Regions from separate parts of the Homo sapiens genome. Here region 1 is linked to region 2. The links are chromatin contacts, found by Hi-C or POLR2A ChIA-PET in ENCODE. All regions are on one chromosome and are shown on one strand. Each heading gives the region's core, a stretch centred on a gene start or an enhancer-like site at or near the end of the contact. The rest is flanking DNA. Distances are from core to core; before and after follow the strand shown. Region 1 holds the start of LINC02437 (long intergenic non-protein coding RNA 2437). Region 2 overlaps ACSL1 (acyl-CoA synthetase long chain family member 1).

Region 1 (6,952 bases), core at 2,968-5,467, 190 kb before region 2:
TCTAGTCTTGGTTTCAAGTTTCTTCTTCTGACATTTAATTACCAGGAAGAAAAGTGGGAGGGACATATTTTCTCAGAGAACTCCATGACTGTAAAATCACTGTGCCTGGTGTCAGGGGTGTGGCACCCACAGGGACAGGGCTGGATGCTGCTGTAGCTCGTTCTTGCTTCCCTGTCACACTGGCCTTCTCTGCAGAGGTCAACGCCCTCCTACAGACCCCCTGCCTAACTCTCCCCAGCCTCTTACTTTTTATCTCAATCAGGCTAGAGAAAAATATTCTGATCTCCAAACTGGGACCCTCAACAAAGGAGGTTTTATTCTTTGCGAATTTGTTTGCATAATAAGCCTTAATAAGCCTTACAATTATGTTGCATTTAGGTGATATCTATAATAATTTTATTGAAAAGACATAAATGATACTAAATTGGAATTGTTAGAGAATATGGACTGTAAGCTTGCTGAGGAAAGTAAAACCACTGCAGAAAAAGGATTTAAAGGGGCAGAGAAATAAAATACTCTATTTTAGCCATATTTTCCAGTAAGAGACATTCCAAAGCCGACTTCAATCAAAACTGCTTTTGTATTAGTCAAGAGTGTTGGCATGTACAATCTATCATTTAAAAATAGTTTCCAAATACAATAGAAAGTGAGAAATGACAAGGTCCGTGAGAGGATTCCTGTGTGCTGTCACTAAGTGTGTGTGTCTGGGAAGTCGAGGCAAGGATGTGTTATAGGTGAATTGTGTCCTTCGGAAGGATACGTTGACGTCCTGTCCCCAAGAACTAACCTTGAAAGTACAGTCACTGCAGATGTGATTCGTTAGGACAAGGTGATGCTGGAACAGGGTGGACCCGTCATCCGATATGACCAGAGTCCTCAAAGAAGACGGCGTGAGGACATGGAGGACACCATGTGACAGCAAAGGCGGAGGCTGAGTTTCGCCATCGCCAGCTGAGATCACCAAGGGCTGCAGCCACACAGAAGCTGAACGGCGGGGAGCGGTGAGAGCCTGGCCCTGCCACACTTCCATTTTGGACCTGCAGTGTCCAGCACCGTCAGTGAACACATGTCTGCAGTCTGATCCAGTTTGTGGTAACATGCTACAGCAGCCCTAAGAAACTAACAGGCAGGAGATGAATGTCCAAGGCTGTGTGTTTCTTCCAAGGGTGAAACCCAGTTCCTGTGTGGCCTCGTTCACGGCACCATCCGGGTTAACACTCCGGTAGTTCGGCTTGCCACACTAAGGAAGCGCTAGTGAAAACTAATGCAGGATGGCTCCACGCTGAAATGGGACACATTGTTTATAAATTGTGGTCAATTCATACATATACTTATTTGTCTTTTGCCAACGACACTACCCTATAATTAGGTATCTTTCATTTGTGAAAGGGTGTGGCGGATGTTGGTTGATGTTAGGTCAGTTTAATAAGAAACGATTTGCCAAGATTTAATGTTGCAGAAATAAAATTTGCCTGATGATAAATTCATTGAATTTACCGCATTTGCTGACTTACTAAATTTATCATTCATGTTGAATCGCTTTAATAGCAAACAGAGCTCTAGAAAGAGTTAATTGGTTTTCAGTTTTGTTGGTGTTATCTAGCAGTATTTAAGTAAGGTTCGATTTCTTGAAGGCTAACAGTTGAGGGTAATATAGTCCTCTATGAATGAATATATTTAGAATCCAATAATGCATATTTTACCATCAGAAAGCCCAGTTTCAGGATTTCATATGAAAACTTTTTCTGTTAGAATATCAATGTTTGCTTGACAAACTTTTCTTCGGATAGTGGTTATAAGATTCTTTTTCCAGCTTCTCAAATACTCCATCAACCTTCGCTGGTGATTTCTAGCCATTAGTAGTCCAAATATTAGTACATGTTAGAGTCATTCCTGTCACTTCCTAGTTTGTTTCTTACTCTATCCTTATTTTAACTTTTAAAACACTATTTTACTATCTTTTATTCTTCGCATTTTTGTCATTATGGTATAGGCATATTACATTTGAGGCACTCATCCTACAGTCTTTTGTAGTAATACCTTCAGTCATCGCCACCTTGAAAGGTTTTATCTGTTCACATTGAATCTTTCTCCAAACTGTCGCCAAGCCTGTCTATCCCTAAGCTTTCTGTTAGAGTTCAAAATGTGAGCACTTCTTAAAATCTAAGCGTTTATAAAAACACTTAATAGTCTGGGTGTGGTGGCTTACACCTGTAACCCCAGCACTTTGGGAGGCTGAGGTGGGCAAGATCACTTGAGGTCAGGAGTTGGATACCAGCCTGGCCAACATGGTGAAACCTGTCTCTACGGAAAAATACAAAAATTAGCCAGGCACACAGGTGATGTGTGCCTGTGGTACCAGCTACTCAGGAGGCTGAGGTGGGAGAGTCACTTGAACCTGGGAGGCAGAGGTTGCTGTGAGCCAAGATTGTGCCAGAGTGAGACCCTGTCTCAAAAAGAAAAACAAAACCCAAAAACACTTAATAAATATAGTAGTTGATGACTTTAACAATGCCGTGTGCTGCTTTCAATGGTTTCAACAGCCTGAGTCTATTTTATAGTTTTAGTTATAATTTAGTAATTTAGTTCTAATTTAGAGGTGATGGCTTTGCACCAGCCTCTGTGTAGCCTGCCCATTGAACGTCAGTTTCCTGTGTTTCACATTTCAGATTCTGTGAGTCCTCTTTTGCATAAAACATAAGCAAAATATTCATCTGATAGAATAGTTTAACAAATCTGTGGATTGGGGGAAATAAAAAGGCAATTGATTAAGTTGCAAGTATGTCATTGGAAGAAAGAAATGCAACTTGTCATTTATGACATCATTATCACTTCCATATAGCCTGCCCTGACACTGCATAATCTAACCCCTAACACTTCACTGTCAAATCTGAGGCGCAGGTAGTGATTTTGAGAGGTGACAGCGTGCTGGCAGTCCTCACAGCCCTCGCTCGCTCTCGGCGCCTCCTCTGCCTGGGCTCCCACTTTGGTGGCACTTGAGGAGCCCTTCAGCCCACCACTGCACCGTGGGAGCCCCCTTCTGGGCTGGCCAAGGCGGGAGCCCGCTCCCTCAGCTTGCAGGGAGGTGTGGAGGGAGAGGCGCGAGCGGGAACCGGGGCTGCGTGCGGCGCTTGCGGGCCAGCTGGAGTTCCGGGTGGGCGTGGGCTTGGCGGGCCCCGCACTCGGAGCAGCCGGCCGGCCCTGCTGGCCCCGGGCAATAAGGGACTTAGCACCCGGGCCAAGGGCTGCGGAGGGTGTACTGGGTCCCCCAGCAGTGCCGGCCCACCGGCGCTGCGCTTGATTTCTCGCCGGGCCTTAGCTGCCTTCCCGGGGGGGCAGGGCTCAGGACCCGCAGCCCGCCATGCCTGAGCCTTCCACCCCCTCCACGGGCTCTTGTGCGGCCCGAGCCTCTCTGATGAGCGCCGCCCCCTGCTCCACGGTGCCCAGTCCCATCAACCACCCAAGGGCTGAGGAATGCGAGCGCACAGCACGGGACTGGCAGGCAGCTCCACCTGCAGCCCTGGTGCAGGATCCACTAGGTGAAGCCAGCTGGGCTCCTGAGTCTGGTGGGGCCTTGGAGAGCCTTTATGTCTAGCTCAGGGATTGTAAATACACCAATCAGCACTCTGTATCTAGCTCAAGGTTTGTAAACACACCAATCAGCACCCTGTGTTTAGCTCAAGGTTTGTGAGTGCACCAATCGACACTCTGTATCTAACTAATCTGATGGGGACTTGGAGAACCTTTGTGTCTAGCTCAGGGATTGTAAACGCACCAATCAGCGCCCTGACAAAACAGACCACTCGGCTTTACCAATCAGCAGGACGTGGGTGGGGCCAGATAAGAGAATAAAAGCAGGCTGCCCGAGCCAGCATTGGTAACCCGCTGGGGTCCCCTTCCACACTGTGGAAGCTTTGTTCTTTCCCTCTTTGCAATAAATTTTGTTACTGCTCACTCTTTGGCTCCACACTGCTTTTATGAGCTGTAACACTCACTGCGAAGGTCTGCAGCTTCACTCCTGAAGCCAGTGAGACCACGAGCCCACCGGGAGGAACGAACAACTCCAGGCGCTCTGCCTTGAGAGCTGTAACACTCACCGTGAAGGTCTGCAGCTGCATTCCTGAGCGAGTGAGACCACGAACTCAGCAGAAGGAAGAAACTCCAAACATACCTGAACATCAGAAGGAACAAACTCCAGACGCGCCACCTTAGGAGCTGTAACACTCACCGCGAGGGTCCGCGGCTTCATTCTTGAAGTCAGTGAGACCAAGAACCCACCAATTCTGGACACAATTACATGTGAAAGTGTTAAAGCACCTCTCAAGTCAGAATGAATTCCTTACAGGCCAAGGCAGCTGAAGATGATGTCTCTGGCTTCGTTGCTCTTTTGTTGGTTGAAGACAGGGTATGGGTGACATTTGATTCAGATTGGGTCAGAATTCGGCGCTGTGATGTCGTGCGCAGCTCCGGTCTCCTGTGACTTCCCAACGCAGGGGCTGGAGAGGAGGGCATAGCCTCCAAGCAGCCCTCAGCAAACCAAAGACCCAAGGCAGCCAGACAGGCAAACAATGCTAATTAAAGTGGTTTCCAAGCGTTCCAGAGTATGTGGGAGAAACTATACCCTTGGAAATGTTGAAATGTTTTCTAAGCAAGCACATCCAGTTCCCGGGCAGCTCCAACTTGCTTGGCTCTCATTTGCCCGACGGCTCAGCTGCAATGCTGCCTAGGAAAACAATCATTGAAAGTCACACAGGTAAGGCGTGGTGTCACAAATCAGTCACTCCCTGCTGCTTGCCACAGGGACAAACTGATGACGTTGCAGGAGACACAGATGTCTTTACCTCTGAGTGGGAGACTGATGTGGCCCCACTCTCTCCATAGGAAGCTGTGACCGAGGACAATGCTCGGAGCAAACCTCTGGGTGGTTCCCAGAATGTGGGGTGACCCAGCTGCATACATGAGCCTGTCACACCACCCCGGGCTCCCTGTCACCAGCACTCATCTGGGCGGCACAACCTTCTCAGAGTGGACTGGGAATGTTCTCATCATACTGCATGTATTCATTTTCTATTGCTTCTGTAGCAAATTACACAAACTTGGTAGCTTCAAATGACACAAATTTATTCAGAAGTCCAAAATCGGTTTCATGGAGCTAAAGTAGAAGTGTTGGCAGGACTGGCCTCCTCTGAAGCCTCCAGGGCAGAATCGCTTTGCCCTTTCAGCTTCTAGCAGTCACCCTGATTCCTGCACTTGTGGCCCCTTCTTCTGCCTTCAAACTGTCCCTCCAGTCTCTGCTACCATCATCACAGTCCCTACTCCTGTTCTGTGATCAGATCTCCCCCACCTCCCCACAAGGACTTTTGTGATGACACTGGGCCCACCTGGATAATCAGGAGCATCTCTGCATCTCAAAACCCTCAACTTCATCACATCTGCGAAGTCTCTTTTGCCATATAAGGTGACATGTACAGGTTCTGGGGATGAGGACATGCGTATCTTTAGGGGCTGTACTCAGCCTTCCACACTGGGCCAGGGTGTGCACTCACCATTGATGAAAGCTCAGTTTATCACCCACCATTCCCGGAAACAGGTAAAGCCAGGGGAGGGCTGGGGGAGATCCTCCTTCACCAGAGCTTGCAGGGACCATACAACCATCTTGAGTGGGAATAGGTCTTTCAGTGCTGTTGCTGCTACTCCTGCAAAACACAAACACATGCACACACGCACGCACACTCACATGCACACTCACACAGGCATGCACACACTCACGGGCACACACGTGCACACTCCACACACTCAAATGCACACACGCATACTCACACTATCACACATGCACACTCACGCTCACACACATGCACACACTCACGGGCACACTCACACACGTGCACACTCCACACATGCACACACTCACGCACACTCACACTATCACACACGCACACTCACGCTCACACACTCACATGCACACTCATGCACACTCACATCCACAATCACACACATGCACACTCACACTCACATGCACACTCACACATCCACACTCACACGCACACTCACACTCACACACACTCACATGCACACTTTCTTATCACTAGTAAGCCATCTCGCTGGTTACATTTCATGCCAGTTTATTTTCTCCAGTGAAAACCCCAGACTCTGTCACTAGAGCTGGTCTGATTTGAAGGCCTTCACCAACCTCAGTGCCATGTAGAAGGGAGAGCACTGGGAATCACACCAGGCAGTGGATTGCGGCCCTGGTTCTGCCATTCATTGTTTAACCTTGGCTAAGCCACTTCATTTCTCCAGGTTCAGCTTTTATGCCCCAATCTGAGTTTGTCTAGAGCTGGATTTCCATAGAATGTGGTGTATAGCATAACAGCTGCTCCTTGTAAAGAAAGGGTATCTTGACCGAATACACTGGGAAACTGTTTCAGCGTGCATATACCTCCATCCCTCTTGGAGAGTCATAATGTACATAAACTTGGCAAAGTCTCTGAGAAGTCCTGCATAAATGCAGTTGGGTAACTCTTTAACCTAGTATTTTGTAAACCATTTAAAAATCACAGAACACCCTCGCTTGTTTTTTTCTTTTTAAATACTGAAGAGCGGACTTTGAGAAATGCTCATCATGGTAGTCTCTAAGGAAATCAGGATTCCTGCTCCATTACCTTGAGGGTGACTTTTGAAATTGAGATGTTTTGCCAACAAGCTGCCCCCTGAGAAAGGTGGAAAATGTCTCATGTTGCCTTACCTGGCCTCTTGGAGGCCTTGTTCATCTTCATCATTAATCTTAAGGGGTGCCAGGCCTGCAAGCTAGAATCCATGAGCCAGCCCTGATAGTGAGATGCCCACCTTATAGAGGCCCTTCTTCCTGCCATCCTCCCTTTAAAACTCATTTTCATTCCCCAAGGATTTCTTCATTGTCTTCTAGGAGCTTAGGCCTGGGGATGGGGACAAC
Region 2 (7,299 bases), core at 606-3,105:
GCAGAATTTGGCTCTAGCATCTAGGGTCTTTTTTTTTTTTTTTCTTTTTTGAGACGGGGTCTCACTTTGTTGCCCAGATTGGAGTGCAGTGGCACGATCCCGGCTCACTGCAACCCTCTGCCTCCTGGATTCAGGCGATTCTCCTGCCTCACCCTCCTGAGTAGCTGGGATTACAGGTGTCCACCACCACACCTGGCTAATTTTTGTATTTTTTGAAGAGATGGAGTTTCACCGTGTTAGCCAGGCTGATCTCAAACTCTTGACCTCAGGTGATCCACCCGCCTCGGCTTCCCAAAGTGCTGGGATTACAGGCATGAGCCACCGCGTCCGGCTGCATCTAGGATCTCAAATACTATTCTGTACTTTCTTTCCAACACTGTGCTGTATTCCCTCTTTAGATATCTGGTGGTTGGTTTAAAGTTTATGCACACCAATTTATCTGTTTGTTTCTTTTGGCTATAATGTCTTGGGGAGTGTAAAAGAAACTCATCTTACCAGATAGCCAACTATGGGTTTCCCAGCATTTATATTGCCACTGTTGTCGTGTGAGGAGTACAGAAGGTGAAATTTACATTGGTGTGTTTAACCAGTTTGGGAACTTGTTCTGAGATCTGTTGGAAGAAATAGAAACTGATGGCCCTTAGGTGGTTTGGGCTTGTACTTCCCCTTCACTCATATTCCCATTAGCCTTGACAATGAGAGTCGAGTGTTTTTGATTAGGTGGATGGACGAGAGCAGAGACGTAGTAGCAAAGAAGAAAATAGAAACTTAAATCTACTTATTTGAGTTTTTATGGGAAGAATTCTTCTTGAGTAAAATCTTTTTAATATGGTTAATGAAAGGAAGAGAATGGGGTTTTTTCAATACAAGGTAATGGAGAAATAGAATGAAAATGAAATCCTAAAGTGTTTTTAGAAAAATGACACTTGACAGCCAGGAAAAGCCCCGGATCATTAGATTGTGGGTTTAATGCCTGGACTGGCCGAGCAGCTACCCAATTAGATGGCTGGCCGGTGGAATTTTGGAGTTCTGGAGAGGGGTCCTGCTTCCCTGGAACGAACGTGACATTTTTCTCTCCCAACAGAATTCAGCTTAGAGAACTATCAACACAGGACAATGCAAGCCCATGAGCTGTTCCGGTATTTTCGAATGCCAGAGCTGGTTGACTTCCGACAGTACGTGCGTACTCTTCCGACCAACACGCTTATGGGCTTCGGAGCTTTTGCAGCACTCACCACCTTCTGGTACGCCACGAGACCCAAACCCCTGAAGCCGCCATGCGACCTCTCCATGCAGTCAGTGGAAGTGGCGGTGAGTGGAGGGCCCAGCCTGCCTCGTGCGTTTTCTCCGCATTTCCCCAGATGAGCTGAGCCCTGTTGAATGTGATAGCCATCAAGATCAAATATTTGTTTATAACTGCACTTTGTAAATGGAAATGTGCCAAATTACTGATGGTGGTAAATAGAGGTACAGGGCAAAATATAGGCACAGGGACAGATGAGAGGGTGTCGGTTGGGTGTCTACCTCTCGTCACATGGAAGATCATTCTAGAAATGACATTGAGTTTCTACGCTGTGGTAGGCACTGTGGTCAGCCTGGAGGATTCCATAAGGAAAAATATAGCACAGAACCCCTGTTCTCACAGGGATTAGATTCTGGCAGGAATGAGAGTTTTCAAACAAATGTTACCAAAAGAATGCACTCGTGGTACATCTGACGCTTAGAACATATCCCTAGCCTGTTGGAAGGGACTTTGGGATTTCAAATAGAATAGGGCTGGAGTAAGAACTTGACGGAAGAACACGGCTGCAGAATTCGGGGCAGGACATGAAGAAACAACCCTCAAGAGGCGCGTCTGGCTGGGCTGCTGAGCGCCGTGGTTGTGTGTGACTTGGGCAAACTGGAGGCTGTGCTCTCATGTTAGGAAAATGAAACTGGAATGCGGGCAATTAGGGCTTAATAGGAGGGATGGCGTAAGGAAACCTTAGGATCCTTTCAGGAAGATTCTTAGTGCTCCTGCTCTCCCTGCCTTCCCTAGTGAGAAAGGCAGGGTGTGGAGAAGATGAAGAGGCCGCATGCTCACTGGTGCTTCCACTCCTCACCTGTTCTTTGGTTTTCTCTGTGGTCGCTTGCTTTCCCCTACCCAAGTCAGTCACCCTTCAGTGTTTCCCGCATTCAGCAGATATGCAGAAGAACATTGTGAAACACAAGATCCCCCCATTTACTGCTTCCAGATGTAAGAGATGGAAGGCCTCCCCCACCCCCCCGGGCTGACTGCCGCAGAGGGAGTGTGTGCCCTTCCACATAAAGCCCTGGCTGGAGTCAGCATTTTTGTTATTTATGGGATTCTAGGTCTTTGTTTTATTTTAGACAAGTTCTTGGATTCATTAATGTGAAACTCTTAAAATATATAAAAGATTCTTCAGTCTAATTCATGCCAAAATATAAATATAGAATGACTGAACTACAGCTGAGAAAAGTTAACTTTCTACTTGATTTCTATTTAGAAGGTCAGGGTACCTTAATATTTCACCTCAGCTAATCACATAGGCTGGGGAATGAGTGGAATCTCCCTTTTCCTAAGGGATTCCTGTGAGGTTCTGGCATTCCTTCTCTACTGGCAGAGCACCTGATGTGTCACGGCAGCGCTGCCATCTCCATGAAGAGTTGTTGGCAAGTGCAGTGTTAAGACATGTATAACTTAGCAGTAACTGTAAGAAATGAGTAATTCCTATTATATGAGAAATTGTGGGGGCACTTACGTGTGGTTTTAAAGCTTTAGCTTAGCATAAAGGCATTGTGCCTTGTTAAAATAATTACATATGTTCTCTCTAGAACAGTTTAAAACTTGAGATATGCAGCAAGAAATGAAAATCTATAATTTTACTGCCCAGTATAGAGGCTTCCTGATTTTTCTCTGTTTATAGACATTGATTTAGCTCTGATTTTCAGAATTTGTGGGGCTTAGAAATAGATACTGAGCTTGCTTTGCCTTTTTAAAAAAGAAGTTAAAAGTTTAAATTTAAAAGTAGCTCTGGAATTCTGGTGCTTAATAATTACAGATGCTTTGATATAGCTAGCATCATCCTGTGGACACCTAGGGCAGGGAAAGAGGAACTTGATTCACTTCATAAGGTACCGGTGAAGAGCCTGTGCATCTGGCACTGCTGCGGGGGGCTGGTGGCCGGAGTGGAATATTGTTGCTGTGTTCCTACTTTGAAAACAAGTAAGCAGGGTTTGCCAGTTCCCACCCTCATTCTGCACCCCCATCTCACATGCACAGTTTTTATCACCCTCCTTGTCCAATAAAGTTTACACGGATACTAAAATGAGAAGAATCCGCACTTTTTGGTTTGGCCACTTCTCATCACAACCCACGCTGGCTGTTTCCCAGCTACTGATTTTTAAGGCAGTAGCACAGAGGTTCTTTGTAAATTATACCTTCTGAAATTTCCTTTTAAAAATCAGGATTGTAGAGCTGGGTGCAGTGGCACATGCTGTAATCCCTGCACTTTGGGAGGCCGAGGTGAGAGGATTGCTTGAGGCCAGGAGTTTGAGACCAGCATGGGCAACATAGCAAGGCCTCATCTCTATAAATTTTTTTATTTTAATTAGTTGGGTGTGGTGGCTCATGGCTGTAGTCCCAGCTACTCGGGAGACTGAAGTGGACGAATCATTTGAACCCAGGAGTTGGACACTGCAGTGAGCTATGACTGTGCCACTGCACTCCAGCCTGGGCAACAGAGCGAGACCTTGTCCCTAAGAAAAATAAAAATCAGGGTTGTAAAGAGGAGGTTAACACTCATGCTGGTCACCTCTAATGAAGACCTAAATTAGAGAACAGGACAGACAAGCTGGGTTAGGAACAGAATCCAAAAAGTGTTTCTTAAGTGTTGGAGCCCGGACTGATCAGGGCCCTGTCTGGAGAACCACGTCCTTGTGTCTGTAGTGGCAGCTCACAGTCATAACTGTGATGCCCTGCGTGCCAAGGAAGAGCTTCTATCTTCTGAAGGATTTTGCTGCTGCTGCTCTGTGACTTTGAGCAATGGATAGAAGCAGATTTTGTGGGTTTGCTTTCTTTTTACATCACTGTCACAGATAATGCAAGATTTCTGGTGTTAGCCAGTGTTCCGGTTTAGCCTGGCTACATGTTTTAGCCTCTTCTCTGAGATTGAAGCCCCATGGCCCCCTAGTGAAAACGATCTTCACTGGAGTGACTGGAAACCTTTTCGGATTGGTCGGAGCCCAGACACACGTGGTTGCAGTTAAGCAAAGTACAGGAGCATGTTGGAGCGGAAAGGGACCAGGGAAAAGAGGGATGGGGCAGATGTGGGACTGGACTCCAACTTAGACCAGGCAACCTTGGGCAAGTTCACCAGGATTTTCTGACCTTCAGATTCCTCATATGGAAAACCGAAGTGACAGTACCTTTCCTCCTTCAGTGTTGCTAAGAGGACTGAAGAGTTATGCAATGTCTGCTTGGCCCACAATAAGTATGCAGCAATGTTACTTTTTTCCCTTTGTCTTTTAATCTTCATATTTTATACACAAGAAAACTGAGTCCAAAGAGGTAAAATTATATCATACAGTTAGTAGAAGGTCCAGAACTCTGTTATGCTGCCTTCATTATAGTAGTAGAAAGTTGTATATTATAACTAGGGCTTTGGGGAAGGGGGCAGTAAACCAGGATAGAAAGTTTGGATCTGTCCAGATCAATATGAAGAGTCAGTGGCTTGAGCCTCTAAACCCAGGAGCAGGCTTGTTTGTTTGTTTATTTATTTAGAGACAGGGTCTCGCTCTGTTGCCCAGGCTGGAGTGCAGTGGTGTGGTCATAGCTCACTACAGCCTCAAACTCCTGGGCTCAAGCTGTTCTCTCACCTCTAACTCCAGAGTAGCTAAGACTATAGGCATGCACCACCATGCCTGGCTAATTAAAAAAAATTTTTTTAGAGATGAGGTCTTGCTGTGTTGCCCAGGCTGGTCTCAAACTCCTGGGCTCAAACAATCCTCCCACCTTGGCCTCCCAAAGTGCTGGGATTACAGGTGTGAGCCACAGCACCTGGCCTAGAGCAGGATCTTTTGAAAATGGATATGCAGGCAAATGAGTCTAAAGGTAGTGATGGAAATGGAAGGAGCAAAAGGGACAGGTAAAATAAAAACAGAGTCTAAGTTCTGTTGGGTATAGGATCAGAAATTGTCAAGAATCGGGTAGTGGGCTGGGCACAGTGGCTGACGCCTGTAATCCTAGCACTTTGGGAGGCCAAGGTGGATGGATCACCTGAGGTTAGGAGTTCAAGACCTGCCTGACCAATATAGTGAAACCCCGTCTCTACTAGAAATACAAAAATTAGCCAGGCGTGGTGGCGTGTGCCTGTAATCCCAGCTACTCGGGAGGCTGAGACGGGAATTGCTTGAACCTGGGAGGCGGAGGTTGCAGTGACCCGAGATTGCACCACCGCACTCCAGCGGGGGCAACAGAGCGAGACTCCATCTCAAAAAAAAAAAAAAAAAAAAGAATCAGGTAATGGAGAGGACTGGCATGAAGGGGGCACAGGACTGTGAAAACCTGAGTGACTCTGTCCTTCCCTCATCCTCTATCCCTGAACCAGGTCAGACATAGATGGAATCAGAGCAGGAGTTGGTGTTGATGTGGTTTCAGGTCCACCTATCAGAGTTTGAGAGATTTAGGCCATGAACCATTATGAATATAGATGAGAACCTTTGTAATTGCTGAAGGAGGTAGTAGTGCAGGCAAGTCCTGTGTGCAAGACCTGCTGCTCCCAGTTAGTACGGACCCCTGTGACATTCACAGAAGTTCAGAATGTCTGAGATGCTCTGCAGGCTACCTTATCTCCGTCTGCAGCTACACCTCCAGTGATCACAATCAGTGCTACGCTGGCACAGCCAGCCTGGCCCTGCTCTGGATTGGAGGCATCCTCAAGGGCTGCTTGCTGTGGAAGCAGTTTCGCTGGACCGAGAGGAGCCACTGGAATTTTGGGTACTGGGCCTTAGGGTCACCCGGGAATGGGAATGGCTGCTGTGTGGCCCTGTTTGCCAGAGGGGGCCATTGGTGATGAGCCCCATGCAAGTGGCATCTGCCCTTCACCTGCTCCTTCTAAGCCAGCGGGATGGAGACCCTCCAGAGAGAATATGTGAGTTCCTCTCCTTATGAGAGCCGTGGTATGGGCATTGAGATGACTGACTTGTCAAATTAGTTCGGAAAGATTTTTGACAACTACTACAAGATCATAATGTACTTGAACAAAAACCTGTGATATGTGTTATTTGTTTGTTTTTAGATATTGGAGAAGGGAATAAATTTTAGCAAGTAAAAACTTTTTTATGCCTTCACGTCTTTTCTAAGACTTAATTTTAAGAATATCAGAACCTGGATTAAGGTTTACTTCTGGTGACTAACCCAGTTAGTCTATCACAGATTCACTGTTTAGATTGTTATCAGACCTTGGTTCCAGCATGGGTTCATATCTTACAATACACAGAACCAGTTCCTTGGGTATAACTGATCTCGTTTCCTAGTTGGATGACTAAATTCCACACCAAACGATCTCTTGACCTCCAGGTCACATGCTGGCCGGTGGCCCTTTTGCATGAGAGATTGAAATTTGTACATCCATATGTTAGCATATATATGGTTAGCGACTTGCTTTAGCATTTTAATCCTATGCTTCATAAAGCCTGCCACAGAGGATGTGGCGCTTTGGGTTTCATTCTCCACAAGTCACAGAGAATAGTTATCAGATCTATATTCACTCAGCAAGGACTTGAGTTTTTCTGGCATGATGTGCACAGTACCAGGGCAGAGAAGGCTGCTGCCCTCAGGGAGCTCCAGGCCAGCAGGAAGTACCGCTCGGACCCCTTGTCCTTGGCAGAGGGTGAGAGCCATCTTGAGACTAGAGCAGTCAATGCAAGTGACTTGTTTTCATGCCATAGAACTACAGCTGTGGGTTCATTCTCAGGTAAGGATTTGGAAGAAGCAAACTAAAGGCAACATATCCAGGCTGTGGGAGCCACGCTCAATCAACAGCATGGTTTACAACTCAAAAGTCACACTCCACCAGAGGCCTTCTCAGTGTCATGGCCTGCATGAACAAACCACAGACCTCCAGCTCACATGCACACTGCAACAAGGACTGGCATCCTTCATCCATGTTTAGAGGGTGTATATGGAGCATATTACCAAGTAGGATTTCCCCGTGTGGCTGGTGGAATCCCTCATTTCCACGTAACCATACTTCACACATGTACGCATGTAAAGGCCCACTTGCAAACTAGGAGAAA

Evidence for each region. A loop is a pair of places that touch in the nucleus more often than their neighbours do. ChIA-PET counts read pairs that join two places held with the same protein, here RNA polymerase II (POLR2A). Pooled maps may share reads with other maps.
Region 1: a map of HepG2 shows a loop between it and region 2 (2.9-fold over the local background). The contact joins the promoter of LINC02437 here to the enhancer-like site in region 2. A Hi-C loop is called at or near these places in 3 of 168 maps with a recorded cell type or tissue (GM12878, HepG2 and psoas muscle), 16 of 37 single-sample maps with no recorded cell type and 5 of 50 pooled maps. POLR2A ChIA-PET finds 5 or more read pairs at or near these places in 1 of 52 experiments (MCF 10A).

The regions. Positions count from the first base shown.
Region 1 is chr4:184,986,612-184,993,563 of GRCh38, reverse strand. LINC02437 (long intergenic non-protein coding RNA 2437) reads right to left here and starts at 4,217. Exons shown (of 2, transcript XR_001741949.1): 1 at 4,098-4,217.
Region 2 is chr4:184,797,332-184,804,630 of GRCh38, reverse strand. ACSL1 (acyl-CoA synthetase long chain family member 1) reads left to right here. Exons shown (of 21, transcript NM_001995.5): 2 at 1,085-1,311. The coding sequence starts at 1,117. It also overlaps the pseudogene SLED1. Among named protein-coding and RNA genes, the nearest start is that of ACSL1, 25 kb to the left of the region's middle. Within about 2 kb of position 1,855, at least 4 of the 41 ENCODE cell types and tissues checked have a DNase peak (open chromatin) inside an H3K27ac peak, as active enhancers do; they include psoas muscle, where a contact is called at or near this core.